2 separate regions of the Homo sapiens genome follow, and region 2 is linked to region 1. Evidence: chromatin loops called from intact Hi-C (ENCODE). Cell type or tissue: Caco-2. All regions are shown on one strand. Each heading gives the region's core, and the rest is flanking DNA. Links, peaks and the distances in the headings are about the cores only.

What was found. Peaks named below come from ENCODE experiments on the same cell type or tissue, not always from the same donor. Only the 100,000 strongest peaks of a DNase experiment are listed, where the experiment ranks them.
Region 2: a loop joins it to region 1, with 10 times the contacts of the local background. A loop is called at or near these places in 2 of 110 quality-filtered maps.

Annotation. Positions count from the first base shown.
Region 1 is chr5:33,467,373-33,479,187 of GRCh38, reverse strand. It overlaps TARS1 (threonyl-tRNA synthetase 1), which reads right to left. Exons shown (of 19, transcript NM_152295.5): 19 at 11,102-11,628. The coding sequence ends at 11,480. Among named protein-coding and RNA genes, the nearest start is that of TARS1, 32 kb to the right of the region's middle. In Caco-2, for the core only: no CTCF peak of the experiment used is centred there; a DNase peak (open chromatin) is centred at 8,457.
Region 2 is chr5:33,587,799-33,600,380 of GRCh38, reverse strand. ADAMTS12 (ADAM metallopeptidase with thrombospondin type 1 motif 12) reads left to right here. Exons shown (of 24, transcript NM_030955.4): 17 at 4,321-4,447; 18 at 11,572-11,782. Among named protein-coding and RNA genes, the nearest start is that of TARS1, 150 kb to the right of the region's middle. RefSeq lists a silencer at 11,476-11,525. In Caco-2, for the core only: no CTCF peak of the experiment used is centred there; no DNase peak of the experiment used is centred there.

The sequences.
Region 1 (11,815 bases), core at 3,716-11,715:
AATAAGTGACAATTAGAGGCTAAAGCCCAGGAGGAGGGAAAATAAGCCCTATTTCCAGTTCTAGCAAAGATAATTTTTTAGTGGCTTAGGTAAGAAGCTGTGCCCTGATTGTAGCCACCAGCTTAGAGAAATGAGCACTGATAAGTGCTAGGAAACGTTAGGCATATGAAATTCAAATGTGCTAACAAAAGTAAAATGTGTTCCCTTTAGAATTTGTGGACTAGAATGTATGTAGCAGACTTTATTCCAAATCAACAGATTAAATATACCAATGTGAACACCACCTTATATATTAAATAATTAACTTTAAAATTTTAAATTAATATTCCATCAAGGTATCTGCATTTCTCACATAAAACAGTAGCTCTCTAACTTCAAAGAGTGGAAGAAATTACTTAAGAAGCTTGTTAAAACATATATATTCTAGACTCCCTCTCCTCCATTGATTTTTTTAGGTCAGAGATCAGCCTAGGATTTTAATGAGAATTCCAGGTGATTTAGAAATGGTGTTATAAAGGCTAATCTTTGAAAAACAAACACTTATGAAGAAGAGTCTGACCTCTGCCCAATCACTCTCTCTTCCCCCACCAAAAAAAAAAAAAAAAAAAAAAACCCTCAAGACAACTTATTCAAGCAAACTTCCCAGTTAGCTGCACATTGAATTAATACTCAGTGACTAATTTAATATCACATACCCATTTCCAGAGCCATGAACACAGTAACAATTGTAACTTCCCAGAGTTGAATTTTTTTGAAAGTAATTATTTATTACAAGAAGCTTAATAGTAAATTAGCTTAGGGTGGTACTCTGGTTCTGTGATGTCTGAGTACACGCATGTAAATCAAATGCATTAATATATTAAATTTCAGTCTCCTGGATTTCTGCGTATGGGATAATGTAAGGGGAATAGATGTTGGTCATGCTTTTTGGTTACTCAATAGTTTTTGAGCTCTGTTCCTACTGTAAAGGTAAAGAACGTACCATCCCAAAATATGCAAAATTGGTATATTGATTATTTCAAGTTGAAAACATTAAAGAAATTGTAGTTTCAGAGAGAGCTAGCTGACTGTGTCTTCCTGCAGGCAGCAAGCCATGAAGGGGTACACTTCTTATACCAGGGTGAGAAAATAGCTCTTATCACCAGACTGGGAACTGGGCACTGCAATAGACCTGAATAAATATACTTATAGAAATAATCCTTATCTTCCACTAGTTTCACACACACCCACACTCACATATTTTGTAGTGACTTCCCTGGAAATTTGCTGCTCCAGGCCAGGCGCAGTGGCTCATGCCTGTAATCCCAGCACTCTGGGAGGCTGAGGTGGGTGGATCACAAGGTCAGGAGTTCAAGACCAGTCTGATCAACATGGTGAAACCCCGTCCCTACTGAAAATACAAAATTAGCAGGGCATGGTGGTGCGTGCCTGTAATCACAGCTACTCGGGAGGCTGAGGCAGGAGAATCACTTGAACCCAGGAGGCGGAGGTTGCAGTGAGCCGAGGTCGTGTCACTGCACACCAGCCTGGGTGACAGAGCGAGACTCTGTCTCAAGAAAAAAAAAAAAAAAAGAAATTTGCTGCTCCTAGCCAGACCCCCTTTGTTCTGTCATTGCTTCTCAAATTTATCATTCTTCGTCTAAAAAGTATAAAAGCATTTTTCTTTGACCACTTCTTCAGACTTCACTCTCTTGTGAAAATCTCCATCTATAATTGCCTGACAGGTTCTTCCTGCCCACTGCACAGACAAAACCAATTCACGAAGACCATAATATTGCTGTAGAGAAAGAGTTTTATCATTGCAGAGCTAGCCAAGAATGACTAGAGTTATTAATATTACTCAAATCAGTCTCCTTGAGAACTCAGAGGATAGGGTTTTTAGGGCTAATTTGGTGGGCAGCGGGCTAGGGAACCAGTGCCACTGATTGGCTGGAAATGAAATCATAGGGGTGTGGAAAATGATTCTCCTGTGTGGAGTCAGCCTTTGGGTGAGGGCCACAGGACTGGCTGAGTCATGAGTCCCAGGTCCGGCTGGGGTCAGTTGGCTACCAGAATGCGAAAGTCTGAAAAAAATCTCAAAAGATCAATCTTAGGTTCTACAATAGTGATGTTATCTATAGGAGCAATTGGGGAAGTCTTGAATCTTGTGACCTCTGGCCACTTGACTCTCAAGCAGTAATGGATTACAGAAACTGTTCCTACCAGAATCCTAGCAGAATTCAGGCTCCTCCCATAATCCTAATTTCATGGCCTTTCATTAGTTTACAAAGGTGGCTTTGGTTCCTAAGCAAGTAGGGAGTTAGTTTTAGGGAGGGACTATTATCATCCTTGCCTCAAAGTTAAGCTATAAACTAAATTCCTCCCATGGCTAGCTTGGCCTACACCCGGGAATGAGTTAGAACAGTCAGCCTGTGAGCCTAGAAACAAAACAGAGTCAACTTTGCTAGACTTCTCTCGCTGTCATAATTTTTGCAAAGGTGGTTTCCACATACATGTAAAGCTAATAAAATTTACGTGCTTTTCTCTTGTTAATCTGCCTGGTATTAATTTGATTTCTAGACCCAGCTAAAAAGCCCACTAAGACCTAAAAGGGATCCCCTAAACTACATTTGGGGAATTTCCCCCATTATTCATCTTCTCTTCAAGATGGAAGCCTTCCACCAACTTCCCTTAAAACTAGTGCACAAGGAGCATTATTTTCACTGGGAAGAAGAAGGTACTGGGCGAGTCCAGTCAGCAGAGAGATGCGGCTGGATCATGATGGAGATGCCAGCTTTCATAGGCAGCATTGGCAAAGACGTGAAGGCAGAGAGAGTTGCCAAATGCAACACAGAGTATCTTTGGTCTTTGGCAAGCACCATTTGAATTGTGTGGTGAGAGCTGAAGTCAGAATATCAGGGACACAGAATACACTGGAATAGAAAAGATGTTGGTACTTTTAGGTTTATAGGTAGAAAGCAATTAGGGAAGAAGTTGATGATATATAGGGGATAACTGTTGAATCAGGTATGGGAGCAGATGAAAATAATAGCATTACTTTTTGTATACTTTATATAAGGCCCACTGATTGCTATTACTGATTCAATGAAAGAGGTATGTATTTGTCCATTCTCACATTGCTATAAAGAACTGCTCAAGACTGGTTAATTTATATAGAAAAGAGGTTTGATTGACTCACAGTTACGCATGGCTGGGGAGGCCTCAGGAAACTTACAATCATGGTGGAAGGCAAAGGGGAAGCAAGGCACATCTTACGTGGTGGCAGGAGGAAGAGAGAACAAAGAGGAAGTACTCTACACTTTCAAACAACCATCTCTCGTGAGAACTAACTCACTATAACAAGAACAGCAAGGGAGAAATCCACCCGCATGATCCAATCGCCTCCCACCTGGCCCTTCCTCCAACACTAGGAATTACAATTCCACCTGAGATTTGGGTAGGGACACAGAGCAAAACCATATCAAGGTTTTATTCACATTTTATGGGTAAGTAAAGAGGTTCAGAGAAATTAAATGGTGGGTTATCCAACTAAGAAGAGACAGAATAGCAACTCAACTGGCTCCAAAGCTCATTACCTTGGTTCTATATCAGAGGATCGAGAGGTCCAGTAGAATGGTTGGACTTAAAAGGAGGGAGAAGACCTCATTTACTGGAGGGAAGGAGGGAAACACTAATACAAGTTTCTAGATTTAATGAAGTAGGAGGAAAGCAAACAGTCAGCTGATAGTGCAGGGAGTAGACGAAAAGTGAAGTGACATTTGAAAATATAAAGTTATGTGCTTTCTATAGGCTCTTAGGGAAATTCAATCTTGGGGAGACGTAGGTATCTGAAGAACGTAGTGACAGTTACTGAGGGACTTGAGGGACTAGATAAGGAAACTACATATAGAGATAAATTATGGTGCAGCTGAAGCTGGAGATAACAAATTGGAAGTAGCTCCAGTTCTTAAAATTCTAGACTGTTTTCTCTAACAGTGCTCAGTCTCTTAACTGTAGAATTTGGAGAAACATTCAGCATTTGTTCAATGAATCAAGCAGGACATGGATGCATGGAAATTGGGATTACTGGAAAAAGAGGTTTATAAGTGATTGGCCATGGAAATTAAGGCTTATTGAGGAAGAGAAACAAAAGGGGGACAGGGCAGGAGACAATCAGGGGTGGAAGGTTGGGGAACAAAGGAATTAAAAGACCAGACATGGCAGAGGACTTTTGATATGGTTTGGCTGTGTCCCCACCCAAATTTCATCTTGAATTGTAGCTCCTATAATCCCCACATCATGGGAGGAACCCTGTGGGAGGTAATTGAATCATGGGGGTGGTTACCTTTATGCTGTTCTCATGATAGTGAGTGAGTTTTCACAAGATCTAATGGTTTTATAAGAGGCTTTTCCATCTTTTGCTCATTTTTCTTCTTCCTGCTGCCATGTGAAGAAGGACGTGTTTGCTTCCCCTTCCACCATGATTCTTAAGTGTCTTGAGGCTTCCCCAGCCCTGCGGAACTGTGAGTCAATTAAACCTCTTTGCTTTATAAATTACTCAGTCTCCGATGTTTATTCATAGCAGCATGAGAATGGACTAATACAACTTTTTAAAATTTTAATTTCCAATTTTTTTTAGAGACAGGATCTCTGTTGCCCAGGCTGGAGTGCAGAGGTGCAATCATAGCTCACTATACCCTGGAACTCCTAGGCTCAACCAATCCCCCCACCTCAGTGGCCTGAGAAGCTGGGACTACAGGCGGGAGCCACCAGGCCCAGCTGTGGCAGAGGAGTTTCAACCCTGTTTGCTCAAAATTAATCTTGAAACAAAGACAGAAGAAGTTGTCCATCTTTGGACCAGAAATCTGACCACAGTAATTCAGTGAAGTTGGCTTTTATTTCTGTCATACAAAAATGCAGAATTAGGCAGTCCAGGTAGATTCAGTGCATCCACCACATTATCAATAATCCAAACTCTTTCTATCATCCTGTTCTCCACTAACCTGTGGTTTTCATTTTCATGGTCACCTTGTAGTTGCAAGATGGCTGCCGGATTGCCTTCTAAGCAAAAAGAGGAAGAAAGGCAAAGAAGGGCAAATAAAGGGCAAAAATTTATTCCATTTAGTAAGCTTTCCAAGAAACACTACCCAGGGACTTCCACTCCTATCTCACTGGCCAAATCTATCTCACGGGTGCTCCTAGGGCACACTGTCTTCCTCAACTAAATCTGAGTGCAAGAAGAAGTTAGTGGAGCAATAAGCAGTCTGACATGCCAGGAGACATTTGTAACCCCAAACCACAATCTCTGAAGATTGCCAACAAAAAGAGTCAAACTCTGTAAAATATTTGAAGAGACTTATTCTGAGCCAAATATGAGTGACCCTGGCCCAAAACACAGCCCCCAGAGATCTTAAGAACATGTACCCAAGGTAGTCAGGCTACAGCTTGATTTTATACATCTTAGGGAGACATAAGACATCAATCAATACATGTAAGATGTACATTGGTTCAGTATGGAAAGAGAGGACAATGCCAGATGAGGGCTTGCAGGCTATATATGATTTAAAGATTTTCTGATTGGCAATTGGTTGAAAGAGTTATTATCTAAAAACCTGGAATCAATAGAAATGAGTGTCTGGATTACGATAAGGGGTTGTGGAGACCAAGGTCCTTCTTATGTATAATAGACAAAGCCTCCAGGTAGCAGGCTTCAGAGAGAATAGATGGCAAAATTTTCTTTTAAGATTTAAAAAGGTGCCAGACTCTTAATTAATTCTCTCTGGGATTAAAGACTTGGAAAGGGAAGGGGATTCTCTGTAGAATGTAGATTTTCCCTTATCAGACAGTTCTGCAGGGCCATCTGAAAATATGTCAAAGAAATATATATTTTTAGGGTAAAATAATCTCTTTCAGGGCCTGCTGTCATGTTGGTATCTTATTGCTAGAAAAACTGTTTTGTCAGTCGTTAAGGTCTCTGTTTTAATGTTAATGCAGGTCAGTTGTGCCTGAATTCCAAAGGGAGGTGGGTACAATCAGGCATGTCTGAACTGCCTTCCCATTATGGCCTGAACTCGTTTTTTAGGTTAACTTTGGAAGGCCCTTGGCTGAGAGGAGGGGTCCATTCAGTTGATTGGGGGGCTTAGAATTTTATTTTTGGTTTATAAGATGGAAAGTGAATGGGGTATCAGAAAATGATGCAATAGACAGAGTGAAGGTCAAATTTAAGCACCTGCAAATGGCAGGAGGGGTAACAACAACTAGCAAGGCTATTTGCCCTCAAGGCATGCTTACAATATGAAAGAGACCAAAATATCAATAAACAAACTTAAAAGAAATAAAAATGCAGCATGCTGAATAAAACTTCAATGTGATTAAAATGAATGCTCTAAGGAAATAAATCCAATCCAAGTAACCAAAACAGGATACATTGATATATAAACAGAAACACTGAAAACTTAAAAAAGAAATACAGGTGAAAAAATTTAAAAACACAATAGAAGAATAAATGGGAAGAGAAAGTTAAGAAAATATCCCTTAAAATAGAACACCTAAATAATAGAAGGCCCATTAAGGAGAGAACAAGGTAGGGAAGGAAACCACCAAAGACTAAATACAAAAGTATTTAGAACTGAAAGATCCAGGTCTCCAGAATGAAGACTGCTCACCACGACGGAAGGCAAAAGACTGACACAGTCATGAAATTTTAGAATATTAGGCCCAAGAAAAGACATCTAAATCTTTCAGAGAAAAAAAATGACTGGTGGCATACAAAGGTATGAAAATAAAAACGGCTTCCTCATAAAAACACAGGAAGGCAGAGGAAAATGGGGGCAATTTCTTCCAAATGTTAAGAAAAAAAGTCATTGTGTTGCCAAGGCTGGTCTTGAACTCCTAGCCTCAAGCAATCCTCCTCCTTCAGCCTCCCAAAGTTCTGGGATTATAGGCATGAGCCACTGTACCCAGCCACAAAGAAAACATTTTACTGTATTATTTATTTATTTTTCAAACAGGGTCTTGCGCCCAGGCTGGAGTACAGAGGCATGATCTCAGCTCATTGCCACCTCCACCTCCTGGTTCCAAGCAATCCTCTCACCTCAGTCTCCTGAATAGCTGGGACTACAGGTGCATGCTACCATGCCCGGCTAATTTTTTATATTTTTGGTAGAGACGGGGTTTTGCCATGTTGCCCAGGCTGGTCTCGAACTCCTGAGCTCATGCAATTTGCCCACCGTGGCCTCCCAAGGTGCTGGGATTACAGAAGTGAACCATTACACCCAGCCAAAGAAAACATTTTTTATTTTTTATTTTTGAGACAGGGTCTCACTCTGTCACCCAGGCTGGAGTGAAGTGGCACAATCTCGGCTCACTGCAACTTCTGCCTCCTAGGTCCAAGCGATTCTCCTGCCTCAGCCTCCCAAGTAGCTGGGGTTACAGACATGCGCCACCATGGCCTGGCTAATTTTTATATTTTGCGTAGAGACGAGGAATCACCACGTTGGCCAGGCTGGTCTTGAACTCCTGGCCTCAAGTGATCCACCCACTTTGGTCTCCCAAAGTGCTGGGATTACAGACACGAGCCACCATGCCTGGCCTAAAGAAAACATTTTAAAAGAAAAGAATGATTATTAACTCCAATAACTCATACAGAAAAGTACTTTAAAAAAAAGTAATCATAGAATACAATACTACGTGGCTTATTAGAGCATAATATTTATGGTCATAATAACAAAGGCACCTAATATGGATTTCACAAAAAATTGAGATATGACATCATAAGGATGGAGGGAAGAAATAGATTGTGAAATAAATTCCTCATTTTCTGAAACAGGAAGTCAAGAGAGGGGTTCTAAGAGTAATGAAAAAAGAGACAGCAACAATCAGGCATAGTGGCTCACTCCTGCAATCTCAACTATGTTGGGGGCTGAAGTGGGAAGATCATTTGAGGCCAGGAGTTCAAGACTAGCCTGGGCAACGCAGTGAGATCCCATCTCTATAAATAAAAAGTCAAAAAAATTAGCCAGGCATGGTGGTATATACCTGTAGTCCCAGCTACTTGGGAGGCTGAGGCAGGAGGACTGCTTGAGCTAAGGAGTTTGACGCTGCAGTGAGCTATGAGCCACCACACTGTGGCCTGGGCATCGCTATTAAAAATAATGAGATTGCAATAGTATTTAGAAATAGGAAAAGAGATATACACTGGTGTGTCTGAAAGTGGTTGCCTCAGCAAGAGGAAGAGAGATGGAGGTCAAAAGGACAAAAAGTTGGTTTCCTTATAAGCCTTTTTTCCCTATTTTTTATTTTTTATTTTTTTTTTAGGCAGAACAGAATAAGGACAGTCAGAGTGGGAATGACGGCCTTCTATTCAAAGTGTGTTTCTCAACATCAACTGGGAGCTTGTTAATACAGTGTCTCCAATCCAGCCCAGACCTACAGAATCAGCCTGCATTTTAACGCCATCTCCTGGTGATTCATATGGCCATTGTAATTTGAGAAGCATTTGTCTAGTAGTCACAGTGCAGGGGGCCTGAGATAAGGTGCAGGTGTCTATCGCTGTAGTAAAGGTGAGGAACTGAAGCAAGATTCATGAAGTACACAAGATTCTGAACTCAGCCCATCATTTGAGGTAACTTCACCCTTTACCCTTATACCTTCTTAACATCACTGCTGTATTTCTGGCAAGCCTTAATCTTGTTTCTCAAATTTCCTGCCCTGGTCATCACTTTTTTCACCATCTGGTTTGAGTTTTACCTCTCTACTTCGCAAAATCTATCTTTACAGATTTTGTCACGTGGCAGTTGCAGGTATTATTGTTCTCAAATTGTTCCTGTTTATTTAATTATCAAGACCATATAACTCACAATAGACTAGATGCTCAAGAAAGCTTAGCAATTGGGTTCTTTCAAATCTTCAAGTTATATGCCAGAACTGATGCATGAAGAACTGTAAGCAGATCAGTCTCCACTGTCCAGGAAAGGGAGGAAAACAAAATTACAGATAAGAACTTAGATGGCGTAAACCCACAATTATAGTAGCTCTTAGAGAGTGGTCCTGGGTGTGGTAGCTCTCACCTGTAATCACAGCACTTTGTGGGGCTGAGGCAGCAAGACTGCTTGAACCCACGAGTTTGAGACCAGCCTGGGCAACATAGTAGGAACCTCATCTCTACAAAAAATAAAACAAAAAAAAAATTAGCCAAGTGTGGTGGCATGCACCTGTAGTCCCAGCTACACGGGAGGCTGCCGTGGGAGGACCACTTGAATCCGGGAGTTTAAAGCAGCAGTGCGCCCTGACTGTGCCACTGCTCTCCAGCTTTGGTGACAGAGCAAGACCCTGTCTCAAAAAAAAAAAAAAAAAAAACCCCACACAAGAACCCTCCCATCAAGACAGTGGCCCTCTAATGATTCCACTAGAAGTGAGGACTAAGCTAAGTAGGTGTTAGTTAGATCAAGAGAAACCTTTGATTTCCAGTCCCACTAAACTATGTCTTTATTACACTTTTTTATCCCAAGTTTTGAAAGATTTATAAAGCTTCTCTAAATGTTGAGTCTGGTTTAAGTATAAAATTAAGTTTCTTTCAGACACATAAAAATTACAACTCTATCACAAAAGTTAATTTTAAAGCTGTTCAGAAGCAAGGCTTAATTATAAAGTTTCAAAAGAAAAGCCCTCTATGATTAAAGATCTTAGCTCCTTTATTAAAGTGAAAATTAATCTATGCAAATTAGCTTCTCTTTGAAGTGACCCTTGTGTATTAGTCAGGGTTCTCCAGAGAGACAGAATAGGATATATGTATATATGAAAGGAAATTTAGTAAGAATTGACTCACACAAGCACACGGTGAAGTCCCACGATAGGCTGTCTGCAAGCTAAGGAGCAAGGAAGCCAGTAGTGGTTCAGTCCGAGTCCAAGCCTCAAAAGCAGGGAAGCCGACAGTGCCATCTCCAGTCAATGGCCAAAGGCCAGAAGGCCCCTGGCAAACCACGGGTATAAGTCCAAGAGTCCAAAAGCTGAAGAACCTGGAGTCTGATGTCCAAGGGCAGGAATCATCCAGCACAGGAGAAAGATGAAAGCCAGAAGACTCAGCAAGCCAACTTAATCCCACTTTCTTCCACCCGCTTTGTTCTAGCTGCACTGGCAGCCGACTGGATGGTGCCCACGCACACAGAGGGTGTGTCTGCCTCTCCCAGGCCACTGACTCAAATGTCAATCTCTCTGGCAACACCCTCACAGACACACCCAGAAACAATAAAGGCATCCTTTAATCCAATCAAGTTGACACTTAGTATTAACCATCACACCTTGCAAACAAGCTATTTGAGATTATAGCACTGACAAGATGTTGCTTTTTAGGCTGGGCGTGGTGGCTCACACCTGTAATCCCAGCACTTTGGGAGACTGAGGCAGGTGGGTCTCTTTTATCCAGGAGTTTGATACCAGCCTGGGCAACATGATGAAACCATCTCTATAGAAAATACAAACATCAGCCAGGCATGGTGGCACATGTCTTTAGTCCCACCTACTTGGGAGGCTGAGGTTGCAGTGAGCCGAGATCATGGCACCACACTCCAGCCTGGGGGACAAAGGATCTTGTCTCAAAAAAAATTAAAAAAAAGATGTTACTTTTAAAATATCATTCTAACAAGGAGGAATTAGTATTTATCCACATAAGAAATTATTTACTTTGTGCTGTCCTTTCAATCACCATTTATTGGTAGAAGATTTTGAAAATGATCCCTTATGAGAAAATAGGGAATTTGTAAACCAAGTGATTCTATGGTCCAGAACAGTCTGCCATAAACAGATATTTCTCTGAAGATTCACGTTTTATCTTAAACATTTGTGCAAATCTACTCTGTAATAGATCCATGGTAGTTTTTGTTTGAAAAGGTGTCCATCCAACATTAAGTAAAAATGACACTCCCAAAAGTGTTTATCCTCTGAGAAGCCAGCACCCAGCTCACACCCAGTTTATGAATAGCATTATGATGCTGCAGACCTACCCCGTCTCCATCCACCCTGCATTATATTTGCTGTAAAACTGTAAAGATAAATACTGAACCACATTATCTGTCTCAGGCATGTATGTGTACATGTGAGGGACAGAGCAGTCTTGAAACTTATGTGAATAAATTTTTTTTTTATTTTTACACCATAATCCAATTCTAGTTATCTTAATTGAATTTGAAAACTTTTTCAATTGCATTAAATTTACAAAAAAGTTCTCCCACATTACACTAAAGCATTCCTCATGTTTCACTTCCAGTACTCAGATACTGAATGAGTAAAATCATTTTATTGGCTCTCTTTTAATTAACTCCTTCAAATGCACATTGTTTAAAAACTGACTAGGTCAAAAATAGTTACGCCTGCAGGTTGACCTATTCAGACTTTGCCAAACTCCTCCAAGTTCAATATAAATTGACGTTTTCAGAGTACAAAGTCAATTTTACGGAAACGCTGTTCCTCCTTTTCCATGGAGCCAATCTGGGTAATTTTTTCATTAAAATTCTTCTTCTGCCTGTTTGCTGCGGAACTCTTTGAGCTGCTGTAGCCGCTCGATAGTTTCAGAAATGGTGCGTTCCCCGTGGACCTTATTGTCTCTTGTGCGGATATTAACAGTGCCACTGATTTTCTCTTTTTCACCAACAACTAAAACAAACACACAAAGCTTTGTCAGACTTAATCTAAAGATATGGAAGAATTCACACTGAACATCTGAAAAGAAATGATCCTAGGACCCAAAACCTACCCCATAGCTTCTGATACATTAAAAGGTACAAGTGACCATGTGTTGATATTTAAAAGAAACTCTTTGCAATATCTAAAACTACTGTGC
Region 2 (12,582 bases), core at 1,805-9,804, 120 kb before region 1:
GGAACATTGCTTGTTCCTTATATCGAGGCATAATTTTCATTCAAGATGAGTACTCCTGTTTAGAGTACAGGAAGACGTTCTTTTAAAGGCACTTAGTTGACTTTTCATTGCTAGTATCCAATGAGATTTACTAAGTACTGCTGCATGGCAACATTCTGGTTGCTACCTGGGGAAAGGCATTCAGAATCATCTGGAAATAACATTTTGAATTTAGTTCTCATATATTTTGGAATGCAACTGATTTCTACTTTGTGTCTTTTGAAGTAAGTGCTTCCAGATAAACAGTTAACTTAGTGCTGTGGCAACATATTGATTGATTGGCATCCTTAATTAGCTGGAATTTCTTTTGGGACTATATTTAGTATAGAAGAGAAAGGGAAAAAATAGCAAGCCAAATAAAAAGCCAATATCATTTATCTTTCTTTAATTTCCAGGGAAAGATCAAGGTCACATAGACTTAGCTGAATGTGTTGTATTTCCTGCATTTGCAGTGTCACATAATGATAACTGCTCTTAAAAGGGTGACTGATTTGAACCCCCTCCACAAGAGATATTACAATATCCTATGTCAAAGAAAGATTTTATTTCAGCAATCGATTTTCAGAGTTAATGAGTGTATCACTGAAGATGAATAGTTTAGGATTTTTACTGCAAAGGAGAAATTACCAGTTAGGGACCCAGCAGGGAACAGCTGGAACAGTCAAGCTGACGACCTTGCCTACTTTCAAAGGTATGGGTAGGGTTTAGGGAAATTAAGAAAGGTAATTTACTGCCCCTGCCCATTAACAGTGAAGGGTCAGGGGAATAAGGCTACCATCCCTAGGCCTAAAGAATTAAGGGGGAGGAGCAGTTAAAGAGATAGTGCCTCCATTTCCCAAATCTCATGGGAAGCCACAGCAATCCACAGGATGACCTTCTTGAGGTTTAGGGCAGGGAAGAGAAGGGGGCACAGTGGATCTGGAGGGAAAACAGAAGAACTGTAGCACAAGAGAAAAGAACATGAAAAATCAATAAAATCAATCATGGTTGGACTATAGCAAGCCAAGCTCAACTGCAGCTCTGGGTCTTGACTGGAGGAAAGAAGAAAGCTCACATTTATTGAGTGTTCTTTCCATTACTCCTGGTATATAACAAAGCACCCTTAAATTAGTGTAGTAAAACATCCACCCCTTTATTATGCCACAGATCCTGTGGGTCAGAAATTGAGACAGGACACATTGGGTATGCTGTGCCTCTGTTCCACTGTGTTTGGCACTTTGGCTAGGAAGACTCAAATGCCTGGGGGCTAGAACCATCTGAATGCTGTTTTATTCATGTGAGTGGCACCTAAGCCGGTTGATCCAAGGGCTAGGTTCATCTGGGGCTGACTGTTGACCTACATGTGGCCTTTCCAAGGGCGCTGAGTTTCCCCACTGTGGTAGCTGGAGTGTCCCGAGATTGAGACACAGATGCAGCAGATGAAGTTGCTTGGCCTTTTCTAATCTGGCCTCTGAAGTCACACAGCATCACTTCTGCATTTAGTTCAAGGCCAGGAGAATTAGACTCTGTGTCTCAGTGAGGGATGACAAGGTCATGTTGTAGAAGAGCACGCTGAATGGGAGAATATTGTTGCAGCCACCTTTGGAAAATATGAGCTGCCATATGCACACTCACGAAGGCAATATGAACTAATATCATTTTGAAACATCCTGACAATCGTTTCAACAAACCATTTTCTAGGTTAACCATAAAATTATATTAACCAGATCCTTTCATTATCCAAGGTTTCCAATGATTAAACTTTGTCTTCCTTTTATGGAGCATCACTTTTAAAATGTAAGAGATGCTTCCAGGATAAACTAGCTGAGCTTCCTGCCCTCCAACAGCATGAATATCACTGTTCTCATTTTCCTACAGACTAAACCCAGTGATGTGTAGAAGGAAAAGTAGGGACTAGAACTCAGGACGCTTGGATTCTATTTGTTTTCTTTTCTTTTTTTTATTTAAGCAGGAATAGATAAGAAATGAATTGATAAATTAAATTTTACCAAATGAACACACAAGCATCAGACTTGAGAAAGAAGCCCTTGGCTATCCTATAATGTCAGGGGGTCGACCTACTGGGTTGGGGCCCTCATTGGAAGATTGGGCTTAGCTTGGTATCTGGCACATACAAGGGCTGTAGCATATAAGAATGCAGTTGCTGAGAGAAGAGTAATGGTCACCAGGACCATTAATGTCAGTGGAGAAACTCTGACACATAGTTATCCCTTTTCCTTTTGCCCTTGATGACATCTGCCTGGCCTATCCATTCATCTCCCAGCTGGTGCAGTGGATTGACCCATGCCATGTTATTAACTTTCCGAAGGGGATTTTATGTAAGGTTTTGTGCCCTTCTGGAGACAGGGACACTAAGCACACTTACCTTTGCTATTCGTGCACAGATACAAGCCTTTTCGGAATGTTTCCAACCTGTTACAGTCATCTGACGGTCCTTTTCATGTTTTGACATCAAGAATTTGCCAAACCACCCAAGCTTTAATGAAACTTCTAAGCAGCTAAACTTTTTTCCCCCACTCTCCAATGGCAGATGCATGTCAGCTTCTCTGATGTCAATGATCCGAGTCTCTATTCCACCGACATCTGTTAGTTGGGAAAGCCTGAGAGGTTGAAGGTTTACTTGTCTCTTGAAAACAGAATTTTCTCAAAAAAAAAAAATTGTTCTTTTTTAAAGGATTTACTTACTGTTTTGCAACTCCCTCTGACACTTTTTTAAGTGACAAGATGCCATCTGGCATCAGGGGGATTTGGCTGAAGCGAGTCCATGCTGAGGCAGTGCGAGGTGGTGGGTGGTAGGACAGCAGGTTCCAGGTCAGTCCTGCGAGCTGTGTGACTGAGGGAAAGCCCCTCAGTGTCCTTGGCTGTAAAGGGAGGAGGTGACCAGCTCGTTGGATTGCTCCGGGCCTTTCCAATTCTGGAGTTCTGTACACCAGTGAGCCCACACAAGGTCTAGACATCCTGAGAGCTCAGGGTGCCAGCCTTTGTACAGACTGTTCTGCCTTTCAGGGTTCTTAGTCTTTAGTATTCTTACCCAGTGTTTCACGTGTCACATGTGAGCACTAGCCCTTTCAAGGGAGATGCTGAGTTGCTTCTTCACTGCCCCTTCACTTCAGTCCATGACAGTCTGGCCACTCCTCTACATTCCCTTGCTAATGATGTCCTAGTTATCAAAGTCAGTGGTCCTTTCCCTTTCTCAACCTTTGTGACTTCACTGTGCCTCAGTTTCTTCGCCTGTCAGATAATGATAATGACGGTGCTGATTTCATTGGGTTGTTGAGAGGTTTGGGTTATTATACATCATAATAGATAACAGGTAATACATTATTGATATAAATACACATAGTTTAGAACAGTGCCTGGGACAAGGCTTCATTTGCCTATAGACCCTGTGTGAGTCCCTTACTTACATTAACTACCTGGTCTCTGAAGGCAGCAGGATTATCAATCCTTGCTATCAAATCCCTGTATTTTAAAAAACATAACATCTCAAACTTCACAACATTATTTTAAATTGTATTTCAGTCTTTCAGAATTTACTGACATCAACTAATATAAAGATATCTGTCTCCTCTATCCTTTAATTACGCTAATAATGTAGCAATTGCCTCATAACACCTGGTGATGATATCTACTTTCATTAGTAGTAGCAGTAGTATTTTGGAGACAGAGTCTCGCTCTGTTGCCCAGGCTGGAGTGCAGTGGCACGATCTCAGCTCACGGCAACCTTCGCCTCCTGGGTTCAAGGGATTCTCCTGCCTCAGCCTCCCAAGTAGCTGAGATGACAGGAGCCCACCAACACACCCAGCTAATTTTTGTATTTTTAGTAGAGATGGGGTTTCACCATTTTGGCCAGGCTGATCTCGAACTTCTGACCTCAAGTGATCCACCTGCCTCTGCCTCCCAAAGTGCTGGGATTACAGGTGTGAGCCACTGCGCCCAACCTACTTTCATTATTTAAATCTCATTTGGTTTTCCACCTGGCATGTGTGTGTTAGTCTCGTCTCCATGGCTGGACTGTAATCTATGGAACAGACTTTACCTCCTACCTCTATGATCTACAGTTTTTCCTAGGCAAGCTCTCCTCCTCCTCTTGCCAGCTGCAGCATCAGGGTGAATTGTAAGAGGTCCCTATTCTTCATCCCTCCTTTAAAACCAAGTAACTTTTGAACAACTTTCCCATCAGCCGTCAGCATGATCGTTGACGTGGTCAGGTACCTCACCTGACCATGAGCATGTGGGCTCAGGATTCAATATGTGTGAATCTTTCTGTCTGACCCCCAGGTATCCGCCGCCAAACTGCCCATTGCATAAAGAAGGGCCGCGGGATGGTGAAAGCTACATTCTGTGACCCAGAAACACAGCCCAATGGGAGACAGAAGAAGTGCCATGAAAAGGCTTGTCCACCCAGGTAACCATCGCTAACAGCTGGAGCTCTGTGTGTCTGCCTACAGTGATGTCTGACTCAAGAGTGACCTAGTGCTTGCTGATAAAGAAATATTGTGTGGTTTTGTTATTTGGATAAATACAAGAACGCGGTTAGAGTTTTCTGTGGCTATGCTGTTGGAGCCTGTGGCAAGCTGTGAGGACATATTCTCCCAAGAGCAGTATTTTCACAAGGTGATGTGTTCTGTGTTTAATTATTTGGCAAGACTAACTGCCAAAGCATTGGTGAAGAGAGTGCTAAGTGGATCACCCAAAAGTAGTTTTACTACAGAATTGTCTTTTCCAAGGGCTTTACCAGTGCAACACCAGCCTTCAGACAAAAGGTTGGCACCTTCCGATCACAGTGCCCACTTGTACTTCAGGCTGTCCAGAAGAGGGGGCTCAGAGAGCAGGTTTTCCCAATCTTGACATTACTGGCACGTGGGGCTGGCTGACTCTTTGTTGTGGGGGGCTGTCCGTGAATTGCAGGAGGCTTAGCAGCATTGCTGGCCTGTGTTTACTTAGATGCTAGTAGAACTCCCTCCCTCCCAGTCCAGGCTATGACAACTAAAAATGTCTGCAGACATTGACAGATTTCCACTACGGGGTAAAATCATCCTCAGTTGACAGCCACTGTTATAGAGATATTCAGCAATATTCAGGGTGTTGCTAATCACATTGGTTCAAGAGATTGGGATCCTAGAAGGTAGTTGGGATGTTATTATGCCAGGCTTATGTTTAAAAAAAAGAGAGAGAAAAAAAAGAAAGGAAAAAGATAAAGGAGGAAGAAGGAGAAGAAGAAAAGAGGGAGGGAAAAAGGGAGAGGAAAGAGGAAGAAAGGAAGGAATATTGGTTGATTTCCAGAAAGAGTCTTCATTCTCTGGCAACCTTAAACAGGGATGTATTTATGTTGCAGAGTCCATCAAGCATTCATCCCAGTTCTAAGCAGACACACTATGAGGCATTTAAACAAGGGGGAGACTCAAACAGGTGACAGGGTGGATTCTAAAGAAGAGCTAGAATGTGATAAATATCCAAGAACTAGGTTAGAAAGAAGAGTCAGGACAAGACAGTTGAAAAAAATGATGTCAGTCTCTTAGCAGTCCAAACAGGCAGGACCCAGAGGCCAGGGTATTCTCAGCTCAGAGAGAGAGGTTTATTTTCTCTTCTGTTCTGTGGCTTTTTCTAGGTAGGAGCTGGACCCCACCACTATTGAAGCAGGACAGAAATGTGTCATTGCCTCTCCGTGCTGTAGCTCCTTCCTGTGGTTCTTTTGCCAGGAAGAACTAGAAATGACAAGGGAAGATAAGGCTAGCACTAGGTTTTACCTGAAATTGCAGTTATGTTACTTTCTCAGGGAAGAATGAGGCAGGGAAGACAGCCCTTCTTAGAGCTAGTCCATTGCCTACTACTCCACAGAGTTCATGAACTGTGAGATTTTTGACTGCTGAGAATGTTAATTAGGCACAATATAATACATACAGGTATAATTTCTGAAAATGCACTCTCAAGTAGGATATAATAAGCTAAGTAGAACTGCATGAAACATTCAGATATAATGAAGACTGGATAACTTACAAAGAAAAAGAGGTTTAATGGACTCACAGTTACATGTGGTTAGGGAGGCCTCACAATCGTGGCAGAAGGGGAAAGGCATGTCTTATGTGGCTACAGACAAGAGAGAATGAGAGCCAAGTGAAAGGGTTTTGCCCTAATAAAGCCATCAAATCTCATGAGACTTATTCACTAGCATGAGAACAGTATGGGGCAATCCGCCCCCGTGATTCAATTATCTCCCACCAGGTCCCTCCCACAACACGTGGGAATTATGGGAGCTACAATTCAAGCTGAGATTTGAGTGGGGACACAGCCAAGCCATATCAATGGCCAATTTACAAAAGTGCTTTTTATTTATGATTGCATTTTAGCTTCTACAAATATTTATGAAATAGTCATAAGACAGGGTATGGGTATTACTCTGAGGTGGTATATGAGGAGATAAAGGTTCAGAGAAATTTGATGCCATACCCTAGGGGAAATGGCTGCAGAGAAAACTAGCACTTCTTTTTTTAAATTTTACTTTAAGTTCTGGGATACATGTGCAGAATGTGCAGGATGTTCCATAGATATACATGTGCCATGGTGGTTTGCTGCACCTATCAACCCATCATCTAGGTTTTAAGCCCCGCTTGCATTAGGTATTTGTCCTAATGCTCTCCCACCCCTAGCCCCCCAACTCCCTACAGGCCCCAGTGTGTGATGTTCCCCTCCCTGTGTCCATGTGTTCTCATTGTTCAACTCCCACTTATGAGTCAGAACATGACATGGTATTTGGTTTTCTGTTCCTGTGTTAAAAACTAGCACTTTTTAAGAATGCACTATTTTCCAAGCTGTTTCCACATAACCATATCATTTAAGCCTGTAAGCAACCCTAATTTGTAGATACATTTATGCTCATTATACAAATGAAGACTCTAAAGCTTTCACCAAAATTTTCCTAGGTCACTTAGCTACAAATTGTAGAGTCGGGATTTGAACCCAGATCTGTTTGCTGTGCTGCCTCTGTATGTGCTGCTACACCATGCTGCTGCCTAGGATCTCAGGATAAGCAGGTTTCAGTACTAGAACCAGAATCCCCTACATTTAAACTTTTTCTCTCACATTAAAACACAATAAAAATGTTATGAATGCTTGACTCCAAAACTAAGTCATGCCTCCAGGTCCAAGCAATTCTCCTGCCCCAGCCTCGTGGGTAGCTGGGATTACAGGCGCACACCACCACATCTGGCTAATTTTTGTATTTTTACTAGAGATTAGGTTTCACCATGTTGGCCAGGCTGGTCTCAAACTCCTGACCTCAAGTGATCCACCCGCCTTAGCCTCCCCAAGTGCTGGGATTACAGGCATGAGCCCATGTGCCTGGCGATTTGCTTTTTTAAAAATAAATAAATAATAAACTAATATTATTTGTTTTTGCAAGATTAGTTCACTAGTTTCCTTGTATATGAATTTCAAGCTGCAATATCTTCTTCTGTCACCGAATTTCCATGATCTCTAAAAAGTTCATACCCATCACTGGGAGCTGTCATTTCCTTTCCCAAAAAATTTCCTGTGCAAGGTTTAATCTTATTTATTTATGGATCATTTTTCTTCAGTAATATCTTGTTTTTACAACCAATTTCAACATTCTGTGTTCTTCCCCAAAGGAGTATTTGAGAGAGATTTTTTTAAGATTTAATAAAAACTTTTGATTATCTAAACATAAAAAAATATATATTACATTGCCAATGGCTTTCAGGATGAAAGCCTTGTAGAGCATGTTCCAGGAGAGGGTAGGCTGTCAAGAAAGAAATTCTTTGAAAATTTAATATATCTGACTCCAGAAAGAGGTTATTTGAGTCCCTTCTCCCTACTGACTTCTCTCTGAATTTTGGTTTTCAGCAAAGCAAAGCTCTGCTAGGCCACAGCTGTGATAGTGCCTAGCATATCCAAAGTACTCAATAAACCTCTGACAGTGATTTTTTTAAACTCTGGCAGCTACATGTAGGTTTCAGTCCACAAAATAATGACATATGACTTAAATCAAGGTTTCTCAACCTCAACGCTATTGCTGCTTTGGGCTGGATAGTTTTTTTTGTTTTGTTTTGTTTTTTGTTTTTTTGTTTTTTGTTTTTTTTGTTTGTTTGTTTTGAGACGGAGTTTCGCTCTTGTTGCCCGGGCTGGAGTGCAATGGCGCAATCTCGGCTCACCGCAACCTCCGCCTCCCAGGTTCAAGCGATCCTCCTACCTCAGCCTCCCAAGTAGCTGGGATTACAAACATGTGCCACCACGCCCAGCTAATTTTTGTATTCTTTTTTTTTTAGTAGAGACGGGGTTTCTCCATTTTGGTCAGGCTGGTCTCGAACTCCCGACCTCAGGTGATCCGCCCACCTCAGCCTCCCAAAGTGCTGGGATTACAGGCGTGAGCTACCGCGCCTGGCTTACTGGGCTGGATAGTTTTTTGTTGTGGGAAGCTGTCTAGTGCCAATGTAGGAGGTTTAGCTGTATCCCTGGACTCTATCCACTAGATGCCAATAGAAACCCACCCCCCTTTCCCTGTCACCACTGATTTGTGACGACGAAAAATGTCTTCAGACATTCCCAAATGTCCCCTGGGGAGGGAAGCTGCAGAAATCTCTGCTGATTGAGACCTTCTGATCGAAATGAAAGGAATAAGATCGTTGAGACTGGGAAAAGCCCATGAAAGAGGGAAAAGGACTGAGCATGGTGTGTGTAGGGGACAAGAAAGCTAGGGAAAATGAGGCTGGAGGAATGGGATATAATGAGAATATGGAGACAATGGGTACACAGAGCCAGGAGGTAAGAGTGCTTATACTGTAGTCATGGTTTTGTCAGAATTTGAAATGTTTAGTTGAATCGGATTTTGGAATGTAAATTCTATTAGGAAAAATATTAGTACAAAGAAAGATGATAATTATAAAATTTGATTTCTTAAAGGAAATTACTATTCTCAGCAAGGGTTTAACAAATTCAGTTTTGGACTTTCATTTATCTGAGTAATGAAGGTTAGAAAGAGTGACGTGTCCTGGTTTGTTGGCGATCAGCGCTGTTGGAACATATACTGATAGGGGAATCAGTAGAAGCTACTGATAAAAGAAGGGTTCTTTTAAAAATAAAAGAGAGGTTCAAAGGGTCTCTAACCCATCCCTTCTACTTGATCTCAGAGAGGACTCATATCCAAACTACAGTAAACTTTTACAGAATTCTGGAACAACTACAGGCTCTTCAAAGATCTCAAACATAGGCACACACATACACACACACACACACACACACACTTAGACATTTAGATAAAACATAAAATCTCCATAAATATAAAAACAGTATTTTAGAAATCTCCAACAAGAGGTGGGATTATGGCAAACACCCAAAAGAATGAGATGGGCAGCAGAGAACAACTGGACCATGGCTCCTGAGCCCTGGACCTGGAAGACCTTTACAGGAAAAAAAAAAAAAAAAAAGGAAGAAGAAGATGGTTTTCACTTTAATCTTGTGAGACTAAGACTAAGCTGTTTTAGTCCATTTTGTGTGGCTGTACCAGAATACCACAGACTGGGTAATTTATAAAGAACAAATTTATTTCGTGGCCAGGTATGGTGGCTCACTCTGTAATCCCAGCACTTTGCGAGGCCGCGGCAGGATTACTTGAGCGCAGGAGTTCGAGACTAGCCTGGGTGACAAAGCAAGACCCTTTCTCTATAAAAATAAAAAATAAATTTCTTTTAAAAATAAACATTTCTCACAGTTCTGGAGATTGGATGGCCAAGATTGGAGGTTCATTTGATCTGGCGGGGGTCTTCTTGCTGCATCCTCATAAGGCTGAAGGAGGAAGGGCAACAGAGGACAAACGTTCATGTCCTCATACAGAAGAGTGAGAGGGAGTAAACCACTCCCAAATCCTTTTCCAAGTGGCCTTAATCCATTCATGATGGTAAAGCCCTCACGATCTAAACACCTCCCATCAGATCCCACCTCCCAACACTGTTATATTGAGGATTAAGTTTCTAACACATATGTTTTGGGGAACACATTCAGACTATAGCAAAATCACAGGCAATATGTCCCCTAAGGGACTGTAGAGAAAACTCCAAGAAGAGAAAACAAGAACGTCTATTATCACTTTGCAGTAATACAGCTGAAAGCCCTGTAGCAAGTACTTAGATAAATTAGGCTTTCAACCAACTCAGATTAAGACCTTTTCAGAATGGCATTTTATATATTCCCTTGGCCTGCCCTCCTTTAGAAAAGTCAGAGGCAGGACAAAGTAATTAGATTAATACAGTGGGGCACTTATTTGGTTTCACATCATACTGTTCCAATATTATTAGCTCTTTATCCACTGATGTTAAACACCAAAGAATAAATAAGTAATCTCAATTACTTATTAAATGAAGAATATGATTGAATTGAGGAATTGCTTTCTTCTGATATTTTTAACTTGAGATTAAAAGTGTCACAATCAAAAGAAATTCTACATAAATAAATCTAATATTTAGTAAATAAAAATAAAAGTAAAAAGTTTTATCTTCAAAATTACCAAAATTCAATGCTGTCTCAAGTCAGGAGGCTTTCCTGAAGTCAGGAATGAAGGACTTCCCCCAGTGTACTATTTTCCCATGAAAAATAGAAGTGCCCCACTTGTTACTATATGAAGGGATGGACAAGCGGGCTGTACACAGGAAAAATAATGGACACAAACCACACTGGGTGAAGACACTCAATCTGTCTTCGGTGTTGGGGAAGATTTGCACAATAATGGAGAAGATGGACAAGAGATGGCTCCCTGCCATTTTCAAAAGCTACTTTTATGTAACCAGTGGGCCCACATCCTAGATTATTGAGTAAAAAACGATTTTATTTATGTTTATTCTTTTTCTACTCATTTCTTATCAAAGGGACCAGTGAGAATATTAACAAGTAGACTGCAGGAGATAGGGAAAAAAATAAAGGCAATATCCCTGATTGATCGCCTCCTAAATAATTTAAAAATTTATGTTTAAGTAGCTACTTTACATTCAATTAAGAGCCAGGAGACCTAGAGTCTAATTGGACTCTTTTATTCAATAGCATGGTCAAAATAACAATAAATCATAACAAATGCTTGAGTTCTTGTTATATGTCAGGCTCTGTACTATGCACATTACATGAATTGGTCTTTCATTTCATGTACAACACAACACTCATATAAAGAAAATATATTTTCACACCCATTGAATAATGAGAAAGCGAGGCTTAAACTTGCTTAAAGTTGCACAGCAGAACCCTGGACCTCAGTTTTCTTCCTGAAAAGAGAGGGCATGCATATATATTTTTTTCTCATTCAAAAACATGCGTATTTAGCAACAGCTCATGCCAGGCGCCCTGCAGAGCTACGGAGCTATGATTGAAGACACGGTGGCCCTGTCTGCAGCACGCCCCCTAGTGGGTTGGAGTGTCTCCATGGCCCTTCCAGCCCTGTGATCTGCATTTCTGCCCCTGCTTTCTCAGTGGTTGAATGGAACATATGCGTAAGTTGGCGATCTTCTCTCACATATCCATGTTTGCCTGCAGGTGGTGGGCAGGGGAGTGGGAAGCATGCTCGGCGACATGCGGGCCCCACGGGGAGAAGAAGCGAACCGTGCTGTGCATCCAGACCATGGTCTCTGACGAGCAGGCTCTCCCGCCCACAGACTGCCAGCACCTGCTGAAGCCCAAGACCCTCCTTTCCTGCAACAGAGACATCCTGTGCCCCTCGGACTGGACAGTGGGCAACTGGAGTGAGGTGAGCTCAGGGCTCGGCGGGGAAACTGGCATTATTCAAGCTTCATCAGCCCCTGCCTTCCTTCTCATTATCCAATCCAAAGTGACCCTAGGTAAAATTGCAAAATAGCCAGTGTTCATCACCCCTGGCCTGTCTCCTGCCTTTCCTGTGTCCACTACTTATTTTCCATTCATAGGGGATCTTGCTCCCACTTGCTCAATGGTCAGCTTACTATCTGACAGGGGTGAGGTAGACCCCCCACTCCCAGTACAGGATCACAAAGACTAGTTAATAAATCATCAGAAGCTTGGCCAGGCCCATTGTTAAACCACTGGTAGCAGATAAGGGACCTCCCACACACCCCAAAAGTGGTTTATAAAACATTGACTGCACATCACTGTAGTTAACCCAAACCAAAAGAGTGTCGCTTGACACTGAGAAAAATCCCCTCAAATTATCCATCTATTCACCATGTGTCAAGTCCAAACCAGACCAAGGTTTCTAACATCTATTATCAGACACACAAGTTCAGATAAATGTTGCATTTTCCCAAAATTAATTTGATCTAATTATCTGACTATAATTGGAAATCAGTAAGCTGGAAGGTTATGAAAAGCTCTCTCAGGCTTTAATTTTCTTTGGGTCACTTTGGAATCTGGTTTCATCAGGCATTGTCATGTTCCCAGTTATTAGTGGAAGGCCCCAAAGTCTCCAAGGGCCTCAGCTCTGCTTCTCTATGTGCAGTTCAGTGAACAACCTAAGAATAACTAGAAAATACATGTTTTTTAAAAATTAACAGGCCAGAGTTTAGAGATGGATGC